Regions from separate parts of the Mus musculus genome. Here regions 1 and 2 are each linked to region 3. Evidence: chromatin loops called from intact Hi-C (ENCODE). Cell type or tissue: heart. All regions are shown on one strand. Links, peaks and the distances in the headings refer to the core of each region. The heading gives the core; the rest is flanking DNA.

Region 1 (11,174 bases), core at 2,410-7,409, 1.8 Mb before region 3:
CTCTGCCTCCCACTGGTCCCTTCCTCTTAATTGCTGCTCCTTCAAATCTAAGGATTGTCTATGGACAAGATCATGTTAGCTATTGAAGTAGTAGACCTACTTCCCTTATGATCTAGCTGGATGCTTTACTTGTTTTGTTTTTTTTTTCTTGTCTTATTTCCCTGACTAGCCTTCTAACACAACACTAAATAGAAGCAAAGAGAAGCTCCAATATCTGCTTTGGAATTTTTATGGATGCTCTGTTTTACGGTGAAGATGTTTTTGTATTCCTGGTTTATTGACAGGTTTTAATTAATTAATCACACAAGTGTTGAGTTTATTTATGCTTTCCCCCCCTTATTTGTCTGGTTTTGTACTTAATAATTGCACTGATGAATCCTGGCTTTCCTAGAAGACCAGATTATATACTCAATGACACTGCGGATTTAGGTGAAAGGATGCGAAACAGCATGTTGGTAATATTCCTTAGTTTCTACTGACATCATTTAACAAAGTGCAAGAAAATTGGAGCCCAAGAAAGAAGATACAAATCATAAAGGTGGAGTGAAAAATTCCATTATTTCCAATGTCCAAATATCAGAAGATAAAGTTGGGAGGCCCTTTTAGTAATATGGCTGACACTGACATATATCTAAATACCTATATGTGTTATGGCTCATCATACCCATGAGCTAGTCAAGGTCATAACCATCATTTCTTCAGCTGAGACTCTGAGTTAATTCAGCGATGCTCAAGTCTTCAGATGGGTAAGATGCTGCAGTGGGGATGGGGTGGAGGAAGCCATGAGATGCTTTGTAAGCATCTGTGGGAAACTGTACATCACCTTCATACATATTACACTGGTGTAAGAAAGTGTGTAACTGTGCTCTGTGTCAGAAGAGCAGCCATTGCTTACCGACAAGGGCAGGGAATCAAGTGAGAATGTCTAACACCTATCAACTTCCCCAGGACCCAGCAAACAACTGAGAACAGCATGAAACCCACCACCACCGGCTTTCATGGCAGCATGTGCTTTCTTCTTTTATGGGTAAAGTATTTTCACTTTGCTCTGGAAAAGACCCTAAAGTCTCATGTAATCTCTCCACAGACTCAAGCCTGGGTCTTGGGTGGTTTCTTCTGACCTAGGGGCATAGGGCTAAGAAGTCCAGCTTATTTACTTGTGCCCACATATTCAAAATAAGGCAGAAGATGCTCTAGAGTGACCACAGTAGGCATTTTCATTTACAAGGCGAAAGAATAGAAATCCTAGCCTGTTACTGGGTCACAGCAATTCTGAAATCTCTGTGGAAGGAAATAGAACTGGGCCTCAGGGCTAGAGGCTATTTTCTGACTGGATCCATGCTCACTCTGGTTAAGCTTCCTCACCGGTTGCTCCTTGTGGCTCTGAAAGGTTCTCTTCCCTCATTATCCTCCCTGGCTATATCTGAAGAATTCATTGAAAAACAACAACAACAACAACATCAACAACAACAACAACAACAACAACAACAACAACAACAACAACAACAACACAATCTCCTCTGGGTCTTGAAACCTCTTAGATATGGTCTCCAAGTCATGGTTGCTTTAAATGGTCCCTCAGGACAACCTAGTGTGTTGGCTGTATACAGAGAGGGTTATGTTCTTATCAATATCAAAGCTTCCTGATCCATGACCATGGTATGCCTTTCCATCTCACTGGGTATCTAACTTCTCCCAAAAGGTTTTGTTGGTGTTACATCCCTTTCAAAACTACTTTTTTGAACCTATTGGGTCCCGTGAACTCTGTATCTCAACGACCCCTCGCTCGGTTACTTTGGGACGCACGCTGCCGTCGGAATGGATTATCAGTCTCTTGAGCATTCAGGGTGTCTTAAAAGCGAGTTGTCTAAAAGAAACCCCAGGAACCATAACCTTCTGTGCTTTGACCCTTAATGCGGAGGTAAATACTGTGTGAGGCAGGGACTTCATGCGGAGGTAAATATTGTCTCCAAAACATGGGACAAAAGGATCTCATTTCTAAAGTGTTATCTTCTCTCATTTGGCTGTTTTAACCAGAAGTGATTTTCCCCAGGGGACACTTGGCAACGGTAGGAGATACCTCTAACTGTGAAAACTCTCTGAGGGACATAGCACTCGTGCGTGCTGGGTGGAGCCCGTAGGTAGCGCCGAATGTAGGATAAAGCACTGGGTACCTCTTTCCTTCTCTGCTCTCCACGAGTGTTCTTAGGGCTGAGGTTGAGAACCACTCTTTCTAGCAGAACCACTGAAATGGAAGTCCCAACAACACCCCAAAGGCTCTCTAAGTGGGGGAGGGGGAGAGGGGGGGAGGGGGGAGGGGGAGGGAACAAGGCCACATATTTCCGGGTTAACACCACCAGCTACGCATATATTCCGCAATGTTTGAAAGAATTTGAAAGGCCATTTGTTTCGTTGGACTTGAAGGAGCCAAAATTCGTGAGCCGAAAGAGCCAACATTTGTTCCGTGGTAACATTTTCATTGTCTACCAATCACAGCATCTCTACCCATCATCTTGTTAAAATCTCTTACAGTGGAGCCGTGGAGATAACTCGGCAGGTTAGGTGCTTGCTCCGCAAGCTGACATGTATTGGATCCCCGAACAAGTGGATATATATCGGATCCCCAGAACCAACAGAGATGGGGGACAAAGAGAATCATCACCATAAGTGTGTCACCTGACTGCCACATGCACATTTCCCACAATTATAATAATTAAAAACAAATAAATGTCTTGCCTAATGTGTAGTATTGAGATCCCTTCCTTTGTCTCCTAAGGATCGTTTACCCTGCTAAGACACAGTCATGATTTCCGTTTTTCTTTTCTTTTTAGTTGTTAGTGTGTGCCTTTGTTTTTATTCTTCTAGAAGAGAGCCTAGAAGAGAGCACAGAGCTGCGGGGAGGCCCTGCTCTGGTTCACAGTGATGTCTACTTCACCATGGTTACCACCCGGCACCTCTGACAACCTCCTGCTCTCTTTAGTGCTTGTAAAGGAAATTCCCATGTTTAATATTAAAACAGGAGATGAACTTGACCTGACAAGGGTTTTTGGGCACCAGGAAGCTAAGCACAAAGGAAATCTTTTGGGGGGGGGAGGCAGATTTTTACCCCCACGGGAGTCAGAACACAGCAAAAGAGAAATGCAAATTACAGAGGCAAAAAACACCTACCAGATTACAGCAGGCAGACTTTGAACAGAGAGCAAGGCTATCTACACCTGCTAAGGATTTAGTCTAGAAGTAAAAGGAAGTCCTGTTTTCTTCCTGGTGTCTGCTGTGTCTGGTAGTCTGGGGCCTAGAGAGTCTGACATTCTCGCTGAAAGCACATATGGAGAAGAAGAAAGCTCTATCATTTGTGCCAGAAGCACCCACTTTCTTTGCCAGCTCCAAATGTCTCTGTTAGTAAGATAAGGACAATTCTGCCTTCGTATCAAATGCTGGCTGAGGTAGAGAAGGTTCTGTCTGTCAGATACATGTATGTTCTTTCCCATCTTGCTTTTTTAAAAAATTTTAATTCATACTATGTTTCATTTCATTCCTGTATTTCAAGATTATAAATGTGCGACTCTCTGGGGGTTTTTCTTTCTTCCTCCGGGTGTCTTTGCTGGAATCATGACTAGCCACGCTGCCGAGGGTGCGTGGCAACAGAAATGTGTGCCGAGCTGAGAGAAAGGACCTCGGCATTAGCCTGGCACCTGCTGACCTCTGACTGAGTGTCACAGGACAAGTCACTTTTCTGCCATCTTACTACAATTAGGACTGTACCAAATGACCTCTAAGGACTTGCTTACAGCTCAAATACTCTCTGGCTTTTAAATCTTCTTTTATGTGCACTATAACAGCCATGCAGCAACGACAAATTTTCTTCATGTGCCTATTTTATAGCCATTTTATGGGATTATAGCATATGTGTGCTCATATGTGTGTGCGCTTATATGTGTGTCTCTCTGTTACCCCCCCAACACACACACACACACACACACACACACACACACACACACACACACACACAGAGGATTAGTGGTAACCACTGTAGATAATATAAGTGTAATAATCTGTAAATACAACTTGTACACAGAGGATGCCAGGGTATTTAGATGCCTCTGTTGGAGAACACATGTAAGCATCCATCACAGGTATAAAATAGCATCCTCTGAAATGCCATTTCTTCCTTCCCCCAGGACAGATAAAGCGCCTGCAGACTCTCCGACCAGCCACTGAAACAGCCATGAAAAACCTCACGCTTTTCTAAAGCAGGACAAAGCTTTGAAGCTTCAGCGTCTGCTCCCCAGCATCCCCTGGCTGTGAGGAGGACAGCATTTCCCTAGTCAAAACAGCCTGGCTCTATTTATAGTGCTCACGTCTCCAGATAATAAACGGAACTCGCGGGCTATGCTCAGATCGCCTTCCTTCAGCCACCCCACCACTTAGCACAACGCCCACAATGAAAAACAAGGTCTACAATTTGGAGCCGTGGCTCTAGTTAATTACCTCAGAGGAGACAATGACCACCCTATACTTGAAGAGCCAAAACCCGGAAAGAGTGTCTGATACCCTTTGTTTGCCTTGGGTTTTTAGCATCCCTCTGGCTAGTTCACTGGGCTTGGTGGGTTTTTTGTTTGTTTGTTTGTTTGTTGTTGTTGTTGTTGGGGAGTAGGGTGGGTATTTCTTTAAATGATTCTAGAAATATCTCATCTCCGTGGTTGGAGAGAGGCTGTGTTCATCAGCTAGGTAATGTTCTTAGCAGATAGCGCTTTAAGTAAGGACAGCAGACAATACAGCTTCCACGGAGACTACTACAATTCCCTTCTATTCTTTTTCAAATGTTAAGTTTGTATTAGGTTATTTAATAGACCACAATATATTCAGTAGGTACAGAATCCATGGCCCCAAATGGCTGCGTTTTAATTCTATCCTTCTAGTCTGTTTTAACTAAGACGTTTTCTCCTGTGCATATAATCTTCATTATCATAGAAGTTATTTTTAATTTATAATTAACATAGTCTCTGTCTCATCATGTATGCCTTGATCGACTTGGACCCTCCAGACACATCTTATCTGGTACCACGTTGGCTGGGTCCTGCAGTTCTCCAAACATACAGTAGGTGTCTATCTTAGCCTTCCTTATCCCTTCACTTTCTTTTCTAGTCCCTGACACTGGGATATAGTGCATAATTCCAAAATGGCAGCTTTTTGAAAATTCACCTTGATTATCAGACATTAAAAGTGACTCATCCCGCAGTGACTGTCTGGCAGAAGGGATAGGATCAGACAGCAAGACAATGAGGGGACTGGGAACATTAGCGCACTAGATTACAGAGCCATCAAAAATACCTTTGTTCTGTCAAAGATCCAATCATTTGCTAGTTGTGTTCTGTGGAGGAGAAAGAAGGGGGGAAAATCCACCAAACAAACAAACAAGAAAATTCATCTGAGAATTAAAAACCTCCTCAGATCTCTTTATCCTAAGTGGGGAAGGGACGTAGCTGATGATCCATTTCAAGAGCAGGCAAGGTGGAGCTGCGTCTGAGCGGGGAATCTGTATGTAGCAGCTTTTCCCCTCAGTAGCCATCACACTTTGCTTATGACCTTCTGCCCTTTGCGTCTCCGGAAGAGCGGAAACTGCCAAGTTCAACAGGGCTTGGTTTTGTCTGTGTGTCTGTACTGAGCCTGACTCACGGTGGAACAGTTAGAAGGAATGATCGCACAATTAGAGCGTTTTCATTCAAAGCGCAGCTTCTGATTTCCATCACGGTATATTAGAAAGCTAAGCAAGACATGTGTGATGGGCTAGAGGGGCAGATGCTGAGGGAAGCTGTTGGCAGCAGGCTTTCCACAAGCATCCAAACAGGCGTCTGTAAAATAGCAGAAGGAGCCTCGCAGAGACCGTGGATTCTGTATCAAGCATGTATGTGTGTCTCTGTGTTCAAGGGGGAGAAGGGACTGGGTGGGCAGTAGTGTCCTTTTCAGGGAGCCCTTCTTAGGGAGCTGCCCAGGCAGGTGAGAGGAGAGTGAGATGTCCTGAATCTCGGAGCTTCTCATCCCCCAAGAGACGGAGAGGCCAGATGGGACGTGGGTGTCTGGCTTCCTTCTCCCTTTCTTAAAAAAAAAAAAAAAAAAAACCAAAAAAAACCCACAATTTCCATCATTTGTCTATGAACTCAGAGGAGGAGTTTATCAGTCATGGAAAATGCCCCAAAGGGGCTCAGATCAAAGGCAGACTTTGAAATGTGTACTTAGGTGGATCTCCCTGCCAAATACATTAATGTGATTAAAACACAAATTCCATTGGCAGTTATTCCATCTGTTTAGGTGATGTTGGTTGGCAGTGCCATGTACCGGTCAATGGTGGCCTTTTACAGAGGAGTGCCGAGTGAATTTAAATGCTCTGCCGCACACGGATGCTACCTGCCGCGCTCTGGGAGGATTTGGAGGTCTTATTTGCTGGCAGGGCAGGGGAACCAGCTGCTGTCACACCACACAGGGATCTAGTGATAAGAATGGCTTCCTGTTCACTGCCGTCTCGCAAATGGATTCGTGAAAACAACTCGTTGTGATTTTCTAGGTGTGGTTGGTACACGGGGGCTTGCTACTTCTTGTATCCTCCCCCCTCCCCATTCTTATTTCTGCCTTCAGGTACAGAGCACCTCCATGACCACCCCCACCCCATTTATTACGTCGAGCATCAGTGAGTACATTGCTTTATGGATGGAAGGAGACAGACTCAGCAGAACCCAGCACATACTCAGACGCCCAGTATGTTTCTTTGGATTCACAACACACTCCTTGAGCATGGTGAAAGAGAAATCTATATAGTTTAAAGATCTCTGCCTAAACCTGACCAAGAGATTAAAGGGGAGGGCTAAGGGGGAGGGCCCAGACCAATCTCCACACACCAGCACGCCTAACAGAGATAGATTTCTGTGTAAGTGAGTGGGGGGAGAGAGACCTGTGCGCTGGAGTTTTCCATCAGCGGAATGTTAATGAGCCCTAAAGGTTACCTCCCACTCATTAACAAACAGCTCTAGAGACAAATTCCAGTTTTGGGTGGTTACAGAGCAGTGGCTTCCTGTGCACAATCAAATTGTGAGACTGTCCAGGGCCTATTCTGTTGCGGAAACCCAACCTTCAACATTATTATACATGTACTCAAAATCAAAGGTGGAAGACAAGGAAAAAAAAAAAGAGGAAAGATATTTGCAAATTAAAGTCATTGGATTAATCTCCTCTGATGAAATTGATGCTGTCAAGTGAAAAATACTGCTTTGGAAAAAATAATACCCTGAGTAGATATTTCATCTGTGAAGGGAACACTAACGTTCTGGTGTTGAGGTGGCCCGGCAGAGGATACGGCAAACAAAGGAGGAAAGATCGTTCCATCAGCTAGGGACTTGAGTGTCCCCTACTGGAAAATGAGTGGCAAAGAATGAAGAAGTAGGATGTGTTCTTTGGGAGTGTATCCCCTTTCCTTCTTGTCCCCAACCCATTTCCCTCCCTGTTTCCCTCTCTTAAGAAATAGCCATAAGTGCCTGAGGAGGTAAACAGAAATAACTAAGAGTTTATATCAAGCAACAACGCAGGACGGTTAAAAGAAAGAACCACATCCAAAGATCTGCCTTTTCTCCAAATTGGGTGCAAAGCCCTCCCACTTGCCCCCGGAAGAATTATTGGTCTCCTAGTGGTCCAGGCACCACCAGCGAATGCGTGATTTCTAGATATTAGAGGATATTGGGTATGGTGGCAGCGTGCATCTGTGGACCTAGTACTCTGGAGGCTGAGGCAAAACGATTATTTTGAATTAGGACCAACCTGGGCTATATTACAAGACCCCCATCTCAGAATACAAACAAGTAGGGATTGGAGTTATGGCTTCACAGTTAAAAACACTATTCCAAAGGACCTGGGTTCAATTCCCAGCACCCACATGGTGGCTCACAACTGTTTGTGACTCCAGCTCTGGAGGATCTGACATCCTCTTCAGGCCTCTGTGGGCACCAGGCATGCATGCGATACACACAGACATACATGGAAACAAAACATTCATACCGCATAAAATAAAAATTAAAACCCTAAATAAGTAGAATAAACCTTACAGTACTTTAAATATTAGCATTACTGTTATTGTTTGTGTGATCATGTGCGCGCGCGCGCGCGCGCGCGCGTGCGTGCGTGTGCGTGTGTGCGTGCGTGTGCGTGTGTGCGTGCGTGTGCGTGTGTGTGCGCGCGCGTGTGCGTGTGTGCGTGTGCGCGTGCGTGTGCGTGTGCGTGTGCGTGTGTGTGTGTGTGTGATAGATAGGCCAGCACACATATGGAGGTCAGAAGACAACTCTGTACTCAGTTCTGGAGACCGAACTCAGCTCACCAGACTTGTGTGGCAGGCACCAGATGCTCCACCTCGCTAGCCCATCCTTCTGAATTTTAAGACTATCCTTTAGCTTGTTTAAAGCTGTGCTGCATGTTAACTCCTCCAGGGCAACAGACAATACTTTGCTCTCCCCGCTTCAAGCTTTGTAGGAGAATGGAGGGGGTTAAAAGCAGAAGACTCCAAGAAACGAACAATAAATGCAAAAGGGACCGAGCTAGCCCAGGGCTCGGCTGTTCGAGGGTGCAGGGGGTTAAGGAACAGAGAGGCTCTGGTTAAGTTCAAATCCCCAGCAACCACATGGTGGCTCACAACCATCTGTAATGGGATCTGATGCCCTCTGCTGGTGTGTCTGAAGACAGCTACAGTGTACTCATATAAATAAATAAATCTTAAAAAAAAAAAAAAGGTAGTGGTGGCACACGCCTTTATTCCCAGCAGTTGGGAGGCAGAGGCAGGCAGATTTCTGAGTTCGAGGCCAGCCTGGTCTAGAGAGTAAATTCAAGGACAGCCAGGGCTCTACAGAGAAACCCTGTCTCGGAAAAAAAAAAAAAAAAAAAGCCACAATCACGAGAGAGAGAACAATTTGGGTTTCAATTCTGATTTTCCACTTCCCTCTGTGTACGCTGTGTAACCCTGGTGAGGGCAGTCATACCCTCAAAGTTAGAGTTTTCTCCCCAAATTAGTGACTCTTCAGGTTGTTATGGCTGGAAGGAACCCTAGAAGTTGTTCATTTACATCTTCCCATTTTACAGACCAAAAGCCAGCCATGTCAGTAGCTATGATAATAACCATAGCTCACACTTCTGAGCCTTTGATATGAGCTAGACTGTCATGTAAGTACCTTCTAAGTATCCTGTTATCACTGTAGTCCCTACTTGGAGGTAGGGTTGTTCCACCCATTTTCCAGGTGGGAAAACTGAGGTTCAGTGACGTCCGATACACAAGGGAGTAAATGGTAGAGCTGGCTTGGCTCTACATCCCAGGCTCTCCAGCAGTCCTTTATTTAGTAAGCTGTGAATTTTCTCTTCACCCTTTCTGTATAGGAAATGGGTGACCTGTCTGAATTGGTGTCACCTATGATCCTGGAAACAAAGGCCTCTAGAGACAAAGTTCCAGTAGTTTGGCAATGGCAGAAGATGCTACTGTTTCTCTCCCGTCTTGCTGAGATCACAAATTCCATTCAGACAAGCTTTCCCTCAGCTTGCTTTTCAGGTGTGGTGCAATCTCCCTACGGTCACTGTGTGATGCCTTTGCCATACTCAGTCTGATATGGGTTCTCTTACACTCTCTAACCATTCTCCTGAAATTCACATGACCTGCTGTTGCACCTATGCACATGTGGGACAACCCACCATGGCACTTTTTGCTCCTTTGCAAGCAGCAGTTGTACAACCTTTGTTAGCCCTTACGGATCAAACTACATCTCGGAGCGAAAATACATGGCAGAATAAACCGCCATTGCAAGACACCCCCTTCTGTACAGTGCTGTCAAGCACTTGTTGGTTAAGCCTGGTTGTAGACTGAGACTCACCGGCTGAATGAAGAGACTCCAGTTTACCGCCTTAGCTCTCCATTGCTGACAGCGCACAGAAAATGCTAGCAATACATGGAAACCCTGATGCTGAAGGATCAATAGCATTAATATCAAATTATTGATGCAGGGAGAAGTGTTAAATAGACAAATTGATACAGGTGGTAGAGTCCCACTAGAACCCAACCTTCTGCTCCTCTAGACTTTGGTTTGCCCTTGGGTAATGCTGCATCCTAAGGATGCTATGAGGAACTAAGAAAGCGTCTTGTGGCTGACCACAGAAAACCTGGATTAGCACGTAGGAAAGTCCTTTATGATCGGGGTTCACCAGCCTTTTGACCATATATATTAAACTTGCTGACCCTTCGGCATGAGGTAGTCACGTGGTCCTCTCTCTCCATCTTTCCTTCTCAGTTGCATACTGCTAGCATCTGTCAAGATCTGGATCTGCCTTCTCTCCAAGGCTGTGTGACTTCTTGGAATTTTCTGTGTTCCAGCCATTTAGGTGACTCGTCATTATGGGGGTGATAATCCATCCAGTTAGGTAGCCATTGTGGGGTGATAACTGACTAGATCTCTGTCTCTGTCTCTCTCCTTTTCTTATGCAGGGACCTTCTTGAGGACACACTATATTGCTTATCTCTGCATCTTCAGTGTCCAGCACAGGACCTGGGTCATCTTATTTACTCCATAAATATCAAAGGAAGGAAGAAAGGGAGGCAGGCGCATCCTTTGAAACAGTGGCGCATCACAAGTACAAAGTGTTACAAACTAGCGATGAGAGCCCATTGTCTGATGGCTTTGTAGTCCGTAGGAAGGAACTGTTTTCCCAGACACAAAGCTCAGGCACAAACAGAAGCAAGGGCAATTTTAGCAGAAAGCAGACTCTTATTTCCTATTTACCTATCTGATAAAGAGGCAGGACAGATAGTGCCTTCCACTAATACCATTCACCAGCAGCAGTTTGGCTAGCGGAACACTCATGTACTCTACAGAACAAAGAGGGGTAAGGACCTCTGCTTAAGTCCTGGTACTACCATATTTATTTTTATCAGGTGGCCTGGCAGAGGTTAAATGAACTTCAATGCAGCCACGCCGAATTTTGTTTGACCATCCTCATCTGAGGGTCTTACGGAAACCGGAAGAGAAAAGCAGCCTCCTCAGGGATTTTTTTTTTCCTGATGGTACAGTTTTTACAAAGAGCTGAGTGTACAACTTGCAAAATAATAAGCTTGGATGCTAGCACAAGCTTCAGCCACAATTACCACAAAGAGCAAGTGT
Region 2 (5,000 bases), core at 1-5,000, 1.9 Mb before region 3:
CCAGGAGCCCCAGATGGGATCCAGGTGTCAGAGACATTGACATTCTCAGCCCTCATAACAGAGCATGAGGCAACTGCTGCTTTGGCCAACGTTGACACATGCAAACCCTCTCCACACCCTCCTGGACTGTCAATCATGGTAGTCTCTATGCTCCATGGAAAAAGCCTGGGAACCCCTACCCTAGGCCATGTCACTGCCTGAACCTTCACCACCCCCAAGATTCCACTTTTAGACACTCATTTCTTCACCTCTGTCCTCAACCTCCCTTACACAGCCATGCCTCACTCCCAATAGACAAACCTTTGACCAGGAGGTGAAGCAGGGTCACAGGGAGAGTAGGACCCTAAGTAAAGGTGCCTCAGTTTCCCGAGGACAAGGTCAAGCAGAGGAACCTTCAACCTGGACTTCCTGCCTTGAAAGCAGTGAGCCATGGCTTCCTTTCGCCTTCGTTCATGGACATCTCTTCCAGCCACTTAGTCCATACACATAGTCCTGTCTGCCACTACTCATTCTTTTCTTAATGCCCTCAGCCTCTGAAACTCACAGGAGTTGAGTGGAAGAAGGAGGTGTGTGATCTCTTACTGTATTGCCATTGAGGGGGAAGGTATTAAGGTCCCTTGTCAGTATAGTCAAGTGACATGTTAGTGTTGCAAAGGAACTGTTTCGGGTCTCAGGGTCTGCCTGGATCTTAGTTTTGTTTTGTTTTTCCTGGGGGGCTGGTCCCCATACAGAATGTCAATCAACCAGGGGTGGTCCCAAGAGGCAACTGTCCAGGGAGGAAGACTTACTCCTTTTCGCCAGTCAACTTGGCAATGTATTTAACCTGCTCTCTCAGCTTGTTTCCCAACTTCTCATTGGCAATCCTGTAACAAAACACACAGGGGAGGGATGACTCTTCCCTAGAGCTGCGAGAAGCTGGCTGATGGGCACTGGGTCTTCCCAGGAGGGTTTCTGCTGGCTCCTTGCCCCCCTCCTGCCCCCCATCAATCACCTCTTCCCTAGAGGGAGAGCCTTGTCAGTCACAAAGGGACTCACATTCTACTAATGCCTTGGTCTACAAGGGATTGGATTCCAAGTGAGGTTGGATCCCAACTTAGGAAGAGGAAGCGTGGACCTCATGGAAACGGGCTCTGTGCTTCTGATGCTACTCTGTTGCTATGCTACAGGCTTTGCAAGGTTGGATCCCAACTTAGGAAGAAGAAGCTTGGACCTCCTGGAAACGGGCCTTCCCGTCGGATGCTACTCTGTTGCTATATAGCAGGGTTTGCAAGATGGCCTGAAAGGGCCAGACCCCTCTTGTCTGATTCTCAGTTCTTGTGAGTGAGTTCTCCGGCAAGCATGTGTGACTGACTTGTCACTGTGGTTCTCAGTTCTTCCTGGCCGTGGGACCTACCCTACCTCTGTCTCAAATACTCACTTCTGCTCCTTTGCCCATTGTTCCACGTTGTTCATAATCTGGTCATTCTCCCGGTGGTGCCTGCAGGTTTCTTTGGGGGTTAGCTTTGCAGGCGGGGAGTACGGCTTTACACACAGGAAGGAAAAACAAGACGATAAGGGATGAGAACACCGACTGCTACCTCCCCCTCCCCCAAATACTGGATTCTTCTTTCTGAGAAAAGAAAAAAAAAATCAGCTCTGCTGCCCAACCTGAGGCTAGAGCTGCCACATGAGGAACCTGCGTAACTCACAGTGGTGACACCTCGGAGGAGGCACGGTTCGTGGCTGATATGTACACTGATAGTAATGATTCTCAGGCTAATGGCAGTGGAGTGACTTGTTCTAAAACAGCAGTGTTTTAGAACAAGTATAAACACAGCCAACGGAAGAAGACAACCAGGAAGAAGAGGTGCTTCTTTTTCATTTGAGCAAGGGCCCTGTGGTCTGCCGTGGATGTCCCTGCTCTGGTTGCTGGATGTGTGGCTTGTCTAGAAAGCTTCTTATCTGCTTGGATGGCAAAAACTAGCAGGACATGCTCAGAGGGCAGCAAACCAGGGTAGGGGTGGGAGGGGGGCATCTTTGTGAGTGGAAACTGATGTCCCAGTCTTTTGCTGGGACCAGGCTTCTCTTGGTTAGAAATGACCCAGAACTATCCAGACTCGGCTCCCTGCTGAATAATGCATGTGTGTGTGTGTGTGTGTGTGTGTGTGTGTGTGTGTATGTGTGTGTGTGTGTGTGTAAGTGTGTGTTCCTTCCATCCCCCCAAATTGCCCAGTCAGGAGGGGTGGAGAGGAAGTGACAGAATCCAAACTGTGCCCACCTCCTTCTCATCTGCAAGGAGGCTCTCTCTTAGGGTCGCCATTTCCTCCTGGAATTCTCGGAGCTGCGACTCCTTAGCTGCCAACATCTTAAGGTCACTCTGGTGCTGCCTCTGCCACTGCAACACCTGGTTGCTCATCTCCTCCAGCTTCTTGTCAAAGTTGTGCACCTACTCAGGAGTGCAAAGTGAGGGGATTGGGGAGGGGTAGTAGGGAAGACGGGACCAGGCAAGGAGGAGTAGACTGGCTTGGGGGGAGTACAGGGGTGTGTGCCTTTAATTTCCAGTGACCAGCAGAGGGCGCCCCTGCTCTGATCTTCCTTCCTTGCCTGCCTGTCAGTCCACAAGCAGAGAAGGTGGAGTGAACCCAGCAGCCAAAGGGTACTGGCTGAGTGCTAAATAATTCTGCCTGCAAAAGGTGACCTTGTGGACCTCTAATAGGAAGGGAGCCCGAGTGAGCGTCCCCTCCCCCACCCCCAAACTCTCACCTCTTGCTCGCTCTGCTGTTGGAAGCCCTGCAGTTTTTTTAACTCCATATTGAGCTTTTTCATCCTTTCCTCATAAGCCGCGATTTCATCTTCCAGTTGAGCTTTCCTCTCCTGGGTCTGTTGCAAGGAGCGATTCAGGCTCTTTGTCTCTGAGGTTGCCTGAGTGAGCTTTCAGCAGAAAACACAGAGTGGATTAGAGTGGCCTCCAGGGCCCTTGGTCTTCTCGGCTGAGTCTTTAGTACAGAAGGTCCCAGGCCCTCTCTGTGGTGGTGCCCATGGTCAGGCTGCAGGTGGTCCAGAGGGAAGGGGAGGGAGAGCAGGTGGCTTTCACCTCTCTTCCCAGTCTTTCATCCTTCCTCATTCCATTTCCAGTTTTTTGTTTTTTGTTTTTTTTTTTCCCCACCGATCTGTAGACATGACCACCAGAGACGGGGCATGGATTCCCCTGATAATCCAGACTTTGGGAAAAACCCTGTCTGTGAATCACCAGTGAGCGGGAAGACTGGTTCGATATTATCATCTCTGCCACCCTACAACGAAGCCGAGGACACCAACATATAAAACTAAGAGAACGCAGGCCTTCGTTGGACAGACCGCCCTGTCCGGGCAAGGGTTAAAAAGCACTGAAGAGTGTCAGTCATACAAGAAATTGACTCCTGTCCACTCGTAGCCCCCCCCCCCCGAGTTTCTTTGACTACTTCTTTGGCAGAGAGTGGGCGTGGCCTCACCTTGCGTGGCCTCACCTTCTCCAGGGCCTGTGTCAGGTCGTCCTGGCAGTTGCCCGACTTCCGCACAAGTTCCTCATAAGCTTCTTTACTAACCATGTTCTGGAAACAGTTCTTCTCTTTCTGGATAGCCGAATCCAGCTGTGTCTGCAGAATCATGATGGAATCCTTCTGGCGGGCTATCTTTAGGGAACAAGAACATCACTATCAAGGCTGTTCCTGGCATGCACAGATGCGCGACTGTAGGAGGCAGACAGGAATTGGGCGCTCTGTCATAGCTGCTGATGTGCACGCGCACATCTCCGCCTCCCTGATAGGAAGAGCAGAGCCCCTTCTGAGCTGCTTGGTATCTCTCCAGCTTCGTTTCTCTTTATGGCTACCATATCGCCAATATAAAAAAAAAAGCTCCGGAACCTGCTAAGTAGATAAGATATGTTTCATAGATGCAAAGATGTCTGTCTGGGCTGGGGAGATTGCGCTGGGGAGATAGCTCGGTCCATACAGTGCTTTCAAGGACTTGCGTTAGACTCATAGAACCTGTTTTAAAAAGATGGATCTTGGGGCTGGAGAGATGGCCCAGTGAGGACCCAAGTTCAATTCCTGGTTCTTACATAGTGGCTTACAACCATCTGTAACTCCAGTCCTGGGGGATCTGATGCCCTCTACTGGCTTCCGTAGGCATTGCATGCATGTGGTTCACAGGGATACATGTAGCCAAATCATATATACATTTACATAAAAAAATTTTTAAAAAGATGCTGGGTATGGCAGTATGCTCTTATAATCCCAGTTCTGGGGACATTAAATAAGTAACCCTCTGGGATTCACAGGCCAAGCAGACTAGCCTGTTTGGTGATTTCTAGGTCACTGAAAGACCCTGTCTCAGAAAAAAAAAAAGTCAGATGACAGACGAGGAATTATCTGAAGTTGTCCTCTGGTCTCCACATGCACCACACATATATGTTCACGAATACCCATGAGCACCTGCACACACGCAGATCTAGAACCCAACACCAGCTCACAGATATGATTCAGCATTCTGCCTACCCAGCCCTGTATGTATTTTGGTCACCTCTGCCTCCTTGTTGGACCTCAGAGCCCAACACAAAATAGGCACGAAATAGTCGTAAAATAAAACGTAAGTTTTCAGGTGTTTAGTTAGAGATTCAAATATTGTATGGTGCAAGGGGTGGGGGTCTTACTGGACACAACTTTGGCAGTTTTTTTTTTTTTTTTTTAGAACAATTCTGTGGGCTGGCGAGATGGCTCAGCAGGTAAGAGCACTGACTGCTCTTCTGAAGGTCCTGAGTTCAAATCCCAGCAACCACATGGTGGCTTACAACCATCCGTAATGAGATCAGATGCCTTCTTATGGTAAGTCTGAAGACAACTACAGTGTACCTACATATAGTAAATAAATAAATCTTAGAGAGAGAGAGAGAGAACAAGAGAGAGAGAGAACAGGAGCCAAACTAGAAACACAAAGAGGAGTCACAACTATGATTACCTTTGCTATAGTACTGAGTTAAGGAG
Region 3 (11,174 bases), core at 2,981-7,980:
ATGCCTTCCCCCCCCCCCCCCCCCGGGAAAGGGTTGGACTCCTAAAGGGCAGATTCTATTATCTGAGGGGTTATAGGGACAAAGCTGAGGCACAAAAGGCAAGCCATGTCTTCCCCTGATTATCACCAAATGCTCTGTAGAGCCCCAAACAGGACCAGACTCATTCTTCTCGCAAGACCGCACTCACTTTACGGTGCAGAGACCTACGATTTTTGAATGCGTTTATTTCCATGGCCGAGAACTGTAGCGCTCAGAACCCATGTACACAGCTGAGTAGCTGTCTGAAGAGTAGAAACTGGGTAGCTTACAAGCTGGGTTCCATGATGCTTTGGAACAAGCAACGGGAACAAATTGTTTTTTTTTTTTTTTTCATATTTTCTACCTGGGACTGACTTGGCTTCTTGTTAAACATCAAAATACAGGGGCAAGACACCTGCTAGCTATACTGAGGGGTATGGAGGGGGTATGTATGTATGTATGCACACACCCATGTGCATATATGCAGGTGCATGCGTGCACACCATGCATACGTGCATGTAGAAGCCACATTTCAGAGCAACACGCCTCCAGAGCCTCACTTTGGCAATGGGATCTTATAAGTGGCATCTTACCGAAATGAATTGTGCTAACATTCCAGTTTGGGTTTTCTCCCTTTCCCTTGCTCTATCAAGTACTGCTAACTCTGAGCAATGCTTTCCAAATCCATTTTCCTTAACTCATCATCTAATCATCTAACGTGAGTTAGAATGAACAGGCAGCCGGGCAGTGGTGGCGCATGCCTTTAATCCCAGCATTTGGGAGACAGAGGCAGGCGGATTTCTGAGTTCGAGGCCAGCCTGGTCTGCAGAGTGAATTCCAGGACAGCCAGGGCTATACAGAGAAACCCTGTCTCAAAAAAAAAGAAAAAAAAGAAAAGAAAAGAAAAGAAAAAGAATGAACAGGCAGCCATATTCTTCTAGACCCCTCTATGGAGATTTCTGACCTTAGAAGACTGTAACTAGAGTCACTGAGGCTCTCAACAGGACAGGAGCCCAGCAGCTCAAATCAGAGTTGATCCTTGTCATCTAACCATCTTTACCTTTACCACAGAGGTGACCCAAGTTCCAGGCCAGCATGTGTGCCACGCATGCCAGATAATTCCTTTAACAGCAAGAGCCACTCTCTACCTGAACCACTGGCAAGAGTGTCCTTGACTCTTAGGGTCTCCAACGAAACCGGGCACATAACAAGGATATCAGGACTATCTAAATGCCATATAGGTGCAGGCAGGTAAAACATACACACACACATACACACACACACACACACACACACACACACACACACACACAAAAGAGACTCTAGCACTGGGAAGGACTGAGCACAAATTCCAGCTTTGGCTCTCTCGCTCTCTCTCTCTCTCTCTCTCTCTCTCTCTCTCTCTCTCTCTGACATTGCAATTGACATATCAGAGTCTCTTTAAATCCATCTTATAGGCTCTATGCATAATATGGTTTATGAAGCACTTTCAGAGTAACCTATAGATTACATCAACCCTTGACTTGTTCAAACACAGGCCAGGAAGAGTGGTTTACATATATTATTTCATTTAGTCCTCACAGTTGGGTGAGTGGTTCTGACGTTAAAGAAATGTAGCCAGGAGACATTCTAATAGAGACCCCTATCCCAAAGGGTCAGGGTAGGGAGAGATGGACTCCATGAAATGCAGCCAGAAAAAAAAAAAAAAAAAAAAAAAACAGCATGTGGCAGCAGTCACTATTCCCTGTGGTGGAGGGTGGGTGTTGGGTGCCTGCCGAGCCGGGGTCGCATCACTTGCAAGTCAGGACGGGGCTCAACAAGGAAGCCCTTCCTACTTTCTGTACCTTGTCTTTCCTCCATCCCTCCTTGGAAGCTCCCACCATAAGGATGGTGACCGTAAGACCGTAAGAGAAGTGCCAGCGGGCAGAGGGAAATAGCAACAATGGTCCCCAACTCTGCTGCAGCCTTCTCATAAGTAAGGGATGCCATGTTGGAGAAGGCTAACTTGTTCTTTGGGTGGGAATTAGAAGGTCACACAAGGTTAGTCTTCGTTAGTGAAATCAAGTCATTCTTATGACAAAAGTAACCAGAGTATAGTCTGTAAGTCTAAGACTAGATAGAAAAGCTAAGCGTGTGCCTGAGACAGCACCCCCAACTGTGCACCCCACAGTTCTTCTCATTTAAGCTGCCACCACCTATAACCTAAAATACCACTGGAGATCTTAGGAAACTGGCACATGAAAGGGGGGGCAGCATCAACAGCCAAATTAGGAAGCAAATCTGAAAATACTCATCGTCCAGCTAACAGATGAGCATCTCATGGGACGTGGGAGCCTTTATACATGAAAACTGTGACTGACTCCCCAGAGCCAAACATGTGGCTCAGTCATAACATGTCATCGGAATTATCCATTCAATCTGGGCATGGCGGGCAAAGGAAGAAAAATTGGGCAAGCAGGGGGCTGAAGGGATGGCTTAGCAGTCAAGTGCACGTAGTGATCTTGCAAGGGACCCCAGTACCCACATCAGGTAGCTCACAACCATCTGTAACTCCACATCTGGGATATCCAATATTCTCTGGCCTCTGTGGCACTCTCACACACATAGACACACATAGACACACATAGACACACATAAACCCATACAGACGCAGACATGCTTGTAATCTTAAAACAAACAAATAAATAAATATGAGTAAATTGAACTTCTTCCTTTATTTAGGTTATTTTGACTTGAATTCTTTGGAACTCCCTTTGCTTCTGACCCCCATCCCTTATGAGTGTGTGTGTGTGTGTGTGTGTGTGTGTGTGTGTGTGTGTATGTGTGCACATGTGTACACACACACACACACACACACACACACTATGTAATCATAGCATACCAGGCAAGCACAACATATTTCTTCATTTCATTTCTCATGGATCCAACCAAAGGTAAGAATAAAAGTTGCAGATCTTGGCCAATCCAGAAATTCCTATATTTTGCACCTGGGTGAAATAATATTAATTTGAAGTACTGGGGTAGGCAGGAAGGAGCTATGAGCCACAGGGTGTTCAGAGGGGTTTGTAAGATTCTGCATCTCACTGGAAGAAAAGAGATTTTCGTTTTCTTCTTGATCTTACACACACACGCTTCACGGTGTATTAAACACTTCGTAACAAAAATGAAAAAAGGGGGGGTGGGTATGGGGGACCTTTGGGATAGCATTGAAAATGTAAACGAGGAAAATACCTAATAATAATAATAATAAACTTGGAAATAAAGAAACATCACATACTGAAAAAAAATGAAAAAAGAAAGAAACAGAGCAAATCAGATTTTATTTTTTGAGAAGCTTCGTTCAATTTCCCCAGAAGCACACAGTGCTGTTTGCGTTGCTGGTCTATTGAATGCCAGCCACTGATGTCCCAGGCTCTTTACCAAAGCCACTTCCCCATTCCCTTGCCTGGCGTTTCCCTGTTCCATAGTCTCCCATCCCTATTCCAACCTTCCCACAGGGCAGGAGCTGTACTCATCACTTTCACAGAGGAGAATCTAGATTCTATATTCTCTGTGTTTGAGACACCTACAAGAGTGTTTTGCATACTCAATATTTACTCAGTGCAGTTTAGCATAACGTATTTATCCAATTTATGAGTTAACATAGGCTAAATATGCACATTTCAGCCAAATCTGGTTTGCAGCCTCCAATGGATGAATTCTTCCCGGACGCACTGACCACACTGACATTGTCAGTGACACCCACTAGGGTTTGAGCTAGTGTTCTCTTCTGCCCGGCGAATGATTGCCACAATTGGAGACACGAGCTCATTTGAAGGAATGAAATGAGCTCACCAAACGATCATTTAACAGACCTCGGATAATTATCAATTTCCTCTCGAAGCTAACATTTGCTCAAAGAAAAGGAGGAGATTCTATTAATAATCAAAACACTTGACTTTCTGGATCCATTCCACTTAATGAGGAGAACTGCGTTCTCCGGGCTTGGGTCACAGCCAGGTGGTCTCTTACCAGGAATCATTTTCAACTTCTAATCACAGCTCAACAGCTACGCTCTAAATCGTATACAAGTATTGATATTTGCAGTTAAATTATATCAAATGTCAATGCAATCAACTCATTAGCAGGCTTAGAGCAAGGCTTTGCGCTCACTACCTGCTTCTGCCGCTCTTTGATTAAGCAGTCTAGGGGCCAGATTCCTTGCCTCTCTCCCAGCTGATCAGCTCCGTACTACTGCTAATATAAACCAAACGGGTATAAGAAGGAGACGTTAAAAGAGAAGGGGAAAAAACTTACGAGTACATCACTTCCATGCTCTTCAGATTATCAACATGCTAGAGTCTAGCAAGAAAATCAAATGAGATTGCCAAATAGAGAATCATTTTGACAGAGGATCACAGGAGGTCATTAAGAAAGTCTCTAATTGTCCAGAATCATCCCGTCCTGCTACCATCCCTCCAACTTCCTGACTGCCTGGGATTTTTAAATCTGTCTTGCTGCTTGTGAAAACCATGAGCCACCTCGAGTGCTTCTGGTGCATGTGGGATCTGCAGGCGCAAGGTCAATGGGGCTTTCCCGGTATGCTGGCCTACTGCTCCAAACTTTATATCTCTTCTGTCCCTCCGTTATTGCCTGACATGATTTAACAACTGTTATTCCTTATTTAATGATGTCAAAGGTTTTTAGGAAATTGACCGTATTTCACCAACGATATATTTCTTCTTGATTACGGAGTGGTTAAAATGATTTTAAACCAAGACAGCAAAATAAAGCAGTAATAAAATCAATAAAAGGTGCTTAAAACATTCCTTCTATTAGGTAATGGCATTTAAAATATCCGTAGCTTGTAATGGCACTTAGGATATGCCCAAAAATCAATGAGCTAAATTACTTATTGAACTAGTTAATTTGAACATTGAGTTTTTTATGTATATTGATAAAATGGGCTACAGGATACTGGCAAGTAGCGATAGCGCGTCCATGGTCAGATGGCGCCCTCTGCTGGAAATACCTGTTAAACAATTTGTTTTCCAGTTGCGGAACAAAGATTTTTTTTTTTTTTAACTTAAATATATAACTCCAAAACATTACCAAGAGAGCCTACTAAAATTCATCAGGATAGTACAACACTATTCATCCATACACTCTTTTAAACGGTATCTAAGCTGGGCATGGTGACACACACATATAATCCCTTAGATACTGAAGAAGAAGAGTTGAAAGCCAGCCTGAGCCATATACTTAGTGAGTCCCTGGCTCAAAAAAAAAAAAAAAAAAAAAAAAAAAAAAAAAAAAATTCTTGCAGAATATGACATTGTACATTCAGTATCAAATAGCAGATAAAAACCAAACTTTTAACTATTTCAATTTTTTCCTTCCTCATTTCCCAAATATTATCCTAGGGCTTCAGTATATTAAAAATGAGATTCTAAAAGCCGGCACTTCTTCTCTTTGAAGTCAGAGGGAAGGAGTTTAAATTTTAAAGGTGAAAGCTTAAGTCTACGCTCAAGGAAAAGTCTCCATTCCCGGTAGTTTAATTGATCAAAATCAAGTTTGAACTAGCTTCGAAAAGGCGGTTTGAGCAGCTGAGATATCAGCGCAGTAAAGAGTTTCTCATTCCCGGGTACAAGTTATAGAAGATTCCCCAGAGCTATTGCTGCCCCCTTCCCTCTAACATCTCCTATGCAAAAGTATTGTGAGGGAAGCCAACTGCTTTGCACTTGCCCTGCTAAGCCTTACGCTGGCTTGGCGTTCCAACCCGCTCACCTCTTTCAACTCCAGCTACAAAGGGGAGCTTCGGAAATTATGATAAAGGGGTTATTTGACAATAACCGAAAATGGTGTGTAGTTCCTTTGAGAAAATAGTCCAAAATATATCGTTTGGGTTTTGAAGGATACCATTAGTCGGTCTAGACATCACGCACACTTTACACAGGTCAATTGGGTTCAAAATAATGGATCTATTAAAAAAAGAATTGTATGTAGTAACGAAGGGAAAGTTTGAGATTGGGTTTTGATCTTTGTTTAGTTTTAGGGAGCAGGCTCTCGCCCTGTGGTTTATGTGTGAACTCACATTCTTCTCGACTCAGGCTCCCAACGGGCATCCCAGGGTGCACCACTGTGCCTGAGCTAAAGGAAAAGTAATCAGAGAGCTTGGCATGTGTGCATTCGAATTTTATCCTATAAGCATTGAAAGGGTTTCATAAGTTTGTTTTTTATATATTAGTGTATGTGTGTGAGAGTATGTGTTTGTGTCTGTCTGTCTATCTGTATATGTGCCTGTGTTCATGTGTATGCGTCATGTATTGTGTGTGCGTGTATGTCTTTGTGTGTCTGTGTGTGGGGTGTCTGTGTGTTTTTGTGCCTGTCTGTGTATGGTGTGCCTGTATATGTGTGTCTCTGTGCATCTGTGTGTGGCGTGTCTGTGTTTCTGTATATGTCTGTGTGTGTGTGTGTCTGTGTGTGTATGTCTGCATCTCTGTGTGTCTCTGTGTATGTGTGTGTATGTTTCTCTGAGTGTGTCTATGTGTGTCTGTGTGTGGTTTCTGTGTGTGTGTCTGTGTAGAGTGTGTGTGTGTGTGTGTGTGTGATGTGTGTGTGACATACACTAATATATCATCTTACCAGGCCTATTTGCTAGTCATTTCACTTTGACGGGCAAACACAACACCTTAACGGAGTTGGATAATAGCACACACAGAGAGCTGAAGCAGAAGAATCGCAAGTTCTAGGCCAGCCTGGGTATTCAAGAAGATGTGTTGAAAGAAAAGGAAAGAAAAGGAGAGAAAGGAGAGATGGGCTTAGTGGTGCACACCAGTATCTGGAAGGTGACGAAAGAAGACCAAGTTTCAAGGTTAGCTAGCTATAGAATGAATTTGAAGCCAACCTGGACTACATGAAACATTACCTTAAGAAAAGAGGGGGGGGGAGGGAGGGAGGAGGAGGAGGAGGAGGAGGAGGAGGAGGAGGAGGATAGGAGGGTAGAAGGCAAATCCCACCTGGCTCCCACAGTTCTAGGGGAGCCTAGAGACATCCTACAGGCTGCACTCTGGCCAATCACAGCACCCCTTGACTTAAACGCGCTGTCTGCCAAGCAGCTGGGCCAGGACCCCAGCCTTACCTCTCTGCTCGCACCAATCCCGCTCAGTTCTCCTCCGTCTTAAACCCAAGCCATTTGCTCTCGCTTTGGGACTCGCTCTTGGTGTTATCCAAATCAGTATCTCCTAAACTATAATCCCCCACACTCCCCCAGATAAAGCCGCTTCATGCTTAACAGCCCTGACGTTGATTATCAGCTTGTAACAGGTGCCCGGACCTTAGCACAGCTGACGCCATGTTAGAGGCACCATCTGGCGGGAAACCTCAGCGCACGGGCCTCAACCCCTGCCAAAACTAGAATAAAGACCTAATCCATACTTCCAGGGGAGTCCCTAGGTGTAGTAACCTCGCTTTTTGACTTCTGTAGTTCTGCTTCTTGGTAACTGGTGTGACAACCAGGATATCGGGTTTGTGCATAAAAGAAAAAGGGCTATAAGGCTCAGGACGACTTGATTTGAGCAAGTTCTGCAGCTGCCGACGGCAATAAAGACTTCCTTTTCCGCTTTAAGTGTGTCTGTCCATCCGTGGCCTCCAAGTGCTAACCTCGCACCAAGCTGACAATGCTCTGATGGTCTTGACAAAGCTATACAAGACAGGGAAGATGAGGCGCAAAGGGGAGAGATGAGAACGGAGGAGATGCAGAGGTGACCCGTCATCACCCCAGAACCTGCCAGTGCCTGTTTGTCTTCTGACTGCCATGTCAAACAGAAGAAACTGCTAAAGTTCAATGGACAATGCACCGGTGTCTAATGTTTGACCCATCCAGTTCCTGTGTGGAACAGAAAATATGTAAAGCTCGTTTTTGACAAGCCTTTTTCTCCTGCTGTACTATATAATTGACAGATAAAATTATATAGATTTCCAGTATTTTCGGTACACAAGTACACACACACATTGTAAAAATGGACTACCACCAATTAATTCACACATCCAATACTAATTGTGTCTGATGAGCACGTTCCAGAGCTAGCCCCCTCCCCTACCGTCACAGGCAGACAGGATCGACAGGCAGACAGGGCTTGAAAACTAGATTTTTTGTTGTTGTTTTGTTTGTTGGTTTGGTTTGGTTTTTCCAAGACAGGCTTTCTCTGTGCAGCCCTGGCCATCCTGCAAGTCACTCACTAGACCAGGCTGGTCTCGAACTCAGACCTCTGCCTATCTCTGCCTCCCAAAGGCTGGGATTAAAGGCGTGCACCACCACGCCCAGCACGAATGCTACGCTTAGTCTCGGTCAGGGATGGTTAGTGGGAGGGGCTTCAGATTGGACAAAGCACTGAGAGTGACTGTTGAGTGCTTAGTCCTGCCCAGAACATCTCTAGTACCTCCTCGGAGCCTGAGGGAACGTCACAGAGGGGAGAAAGATTGTAAGAAATGAAAAATGGAGAGAAGCCCTGTGAAACACTGTATCCTAGAAATGGACCGCTAATCCTTTGATAGTGAATTCTAAGCCAGCCTGGACCACTGTGTGAGATCCTGTCTCTAAAACTAAACAAAATCGGCTAACGAGAGAACTCAGCAGGTAAAGACACCTACCTGCTGCCAAACCCAAGGATCTGAGTTCAATCCCTGGGACTCATACCGTAGCAGAGGGACCCGACTCCCAAAAGTTGTCTTCTGATCTCTGCACACGCGCGGTGGCATTTTTGCGCATACATACATGCACGCGCACAAAACGAGAAAAATGCAATATAAAAATTTTAGGCAAAAACAATGTCAGAGTGGTAAATAAATAAATAAATAAATAAATAAAAGTGGGCTCAAGGCACTTGAACATAGACCTGGTTAATTTAAGGACCCAGAAGTGATCTCAGCCGCAGAGCGCTCGCCCAGCATGGACAAAGCCCAAACCATAAAAGGCACTTCTCGTTTGTTTATTTCGGGTTAACTTAAGGAGTTGTTTTTATTAAAATAGGCACCATGTTTAACCAAAGGAAGAGATAAATTCAAAGTGAAGCTCCAGCGAGGTCCCTGCTGAAGCAGCTCCCGAAGCCGCCTGTGAGCCCCTGGGCGCTCTTTTCCTAATCTCAGTTGAAGGTACTTCATTCGCAAGCTTAGTACCTCGTTTGAATCGTTTGAATCACAGCAGCTTCCAACACCGATCTTGAAAGAAAATGAGCTTTTCAGCTGGGCAGTTAGCGACGGTCTGTGCACCGAGGGCTCTCTCTGGGCTCCATCCAAGAGAGGTGAGCCGTGCTTCGCCCCAAGAACCTCGCAGGCCATCGCAGCACAATACGAAATGATTTTCTAACTCATGCAAAGGTTCCTGCGGAGAGTTCTATTTCCTGGATATGAACAGAAATTGCTGTAATTTTGTTCAGTTCTTCTTCTTCTTTTTTTTTTTAATTTGCAGTTAAATGAAATTTGACAACAACAAGATGAATAGCAGCCGCAGCCGCGTCAGGATCCAAGGCCAATACACTGGGACATCACCTGTACAGAACCAAAACAAACAAGCAAATAAACAAACAAACAAAAACAAAAAACAGAGAAACCTCTTTTTGGAAAAAAATCAAATTTTGCTGCAACAATCAGCCACTGGAAAGATCAAAATGGTCACATGTACAATCTTAGTGAAAAGATTCTTAAAAAAAAAAAAAAAAAAACTACTTTCAAAGTAAAAATATATCAAGCAAAAGATAAAGAAATATCTGATAAAGGCAAAGGTATGTGTCAGTGCTTTTTCTTCCGGGCTACCTAAAATATAAATACCAGGTAATAAAAATATAAAATTCTTGTTCCCTGTCATAAGATAGAAGGATAATAACTGATCTCCACTCTAACTACGGCTGTGTCTGCCAACATCTACCGGGCTCCTAGCATTCTCCTATAAAATTGTGCTAAGTTCTCTTTATTCTCATGCCAGAGACCTGGTGCTGCTTCCTGAACCCACCCGTCCTCGCTCCTGAAAACCTTACCCTTGAAGCACAGTTGTTAAAGAGTGCTCACCCAGCATGACCAAGGACGTAGGTTCAAGCCCCTAGCACCACCTCCACCAGGCACAGCCTTGCTTGCCTGCAGTCCCAGCACCTGGGAAGCAGAGGCAGGAATGTGAGTTTGAGGTCACCCTCAGCTACACAGGGAGTTGGACAGCTACATAAAACTGTCTCCCAAAAATAAATAAATAAATAAATATCAATCAATCAATAAATAAGGGCCAGAGAAGTAGTTGAGTACCTACAAGCAGTTGATGCACAGTCATGAGGACCAGAGTTCAAATCCCAGCCCACCCACAAAAACCCAGGCATGGTGGTGAGGTTGTGGGAGACTGTAATAACCTGTTTGACTTTTTGATGGCTTTTACCCCTATCTCCCCTCACTGGGGTCTCTGTACTGTTATACCACGAAGATCAGAGGAGGCTGGGGAGCCCACTCTTACCCAGCTATTCAAGACTTCTAGAGACAGAGATCTGTGTATCACAAGGAACATATAAACAGCTTTGGTGACAGAGAACATGGGGAGAGAGAGAATCACTGGATGGAATATCCTAACCCCAAATAAAATCCCACACTTCCTTATTGCTAATGGTCTCCTCCACCAGAGACATCTATACGATTTGTCAACAAACTACACTGAGCCATTTCCCTGTCTTTTCATTCTTTGATTGATAGAGGAAAATAACCCACAAGCTAGCCAGTACTACTGGGGTGCTCCTGGAACCCTAGTGCTGAAGAAGCTGAGACAAGAGGAGGCCCTCTGCAGCTCACTGGTCAACTAGTCTTCCCTGATGGGTGGGCTCCGGGCTCAGTGAGAGACCCCGACTCAAAGGGTAGAGAGAGTGGAGAGATGGCATAGCAGTTAAGAGATACCTGCAACCACTTGGGACACCCTTAGTTAGGGTTTTGCTGCTGTGAACAGACACCATGACCAAGACAACATTTAATTGGGGCTGGCTTACAGATTGAGAGGTTTAATCCATTGTCATCAAGGTGGCAAGCAACATGGCAGCATCCAGGCAGACATAGTGCAAGAGGAACTGAGTTACACATCTTCATCTGAAGACTGCTAGGAGAAGACTGGCTCCCATGTGGTTAGGAGGAGGGTTTTATTGCCCACCCCC

What was found. Hi-C counts contacts between places; a loop is a spot of excess contacts. Peaks named below come from ENCODE experiments on the same cell type or tissue, not always from the same donor. Only the 100,000 strongest peaks of a DNase experiment are listed, where the experiment ranks them.
Region 1: a loop joins it to region 3, with 7 times the contacts of the local background. A loop is called at or near these places in 4 of 42 quality-filtered maps.
Region 2: it touches region 3 in a loop (6-fold over the local background); 6 of 42 quality-filtered maps call a loop at or near these places.

What each region holds. Positions count from the first base shown.
Region 1 is chr8:109,411,355-109,422,528 of GRCm38, reverse strand. It overlaps a transcript of Pmfbp1 not described here. Among named protein-coding and RNA genes, the nearest start is that of Gm35145, 44 kb to the left of the region's middle. In heart, for the core only: a CTCF peak has its summit at 5,074; no DNase peak of the experiment used is centred there; H3K4me3 peaks cover 329 bases; H3K27ac peaks cover 765 bases.
Region 2 is chr8:109,534,462-109,539,461 of GRCm38, reverse strand. Pmfbp1 (polyamine modulated factor 1 binding protein 1) reads right to left here. Exons shown (of 21, transcript NM_019938.3): 15 at 3,486-3,650; 16 at 2,743-2,910; 17 at 2,258-2,425; 18 at 1,418-1,521; 19 at 789-863. Among named protein-coding and RNA genes, the nearest start is that of Dhx38, 29 kb to the left of the region's middle. In heart, for the core only: CTCF peaks have their summits at 2,544 (motif pointing right) and 4,135 (motif pointing left); a DNase peak (open chromatin) is centred at 2,591; H3K4me3 peaks cover 273 bases; H3K27ac peaks cover 1,187 bases.
Region 3 is chr8:107,597,060-107,608,233 of GRCm38, reverse strand. No RefSeq gene overlaps it. Among named protein-coding and RNA genes, the nearest start is that of Psmd7, 14 kb to the right of the region's middle. In heart, for the core only: a CTCF peak has its summit at 5,008 (motif pointing left); no DNase peak of the experiment used is centred there; H3K27me3 peaks cover 1,604 bases.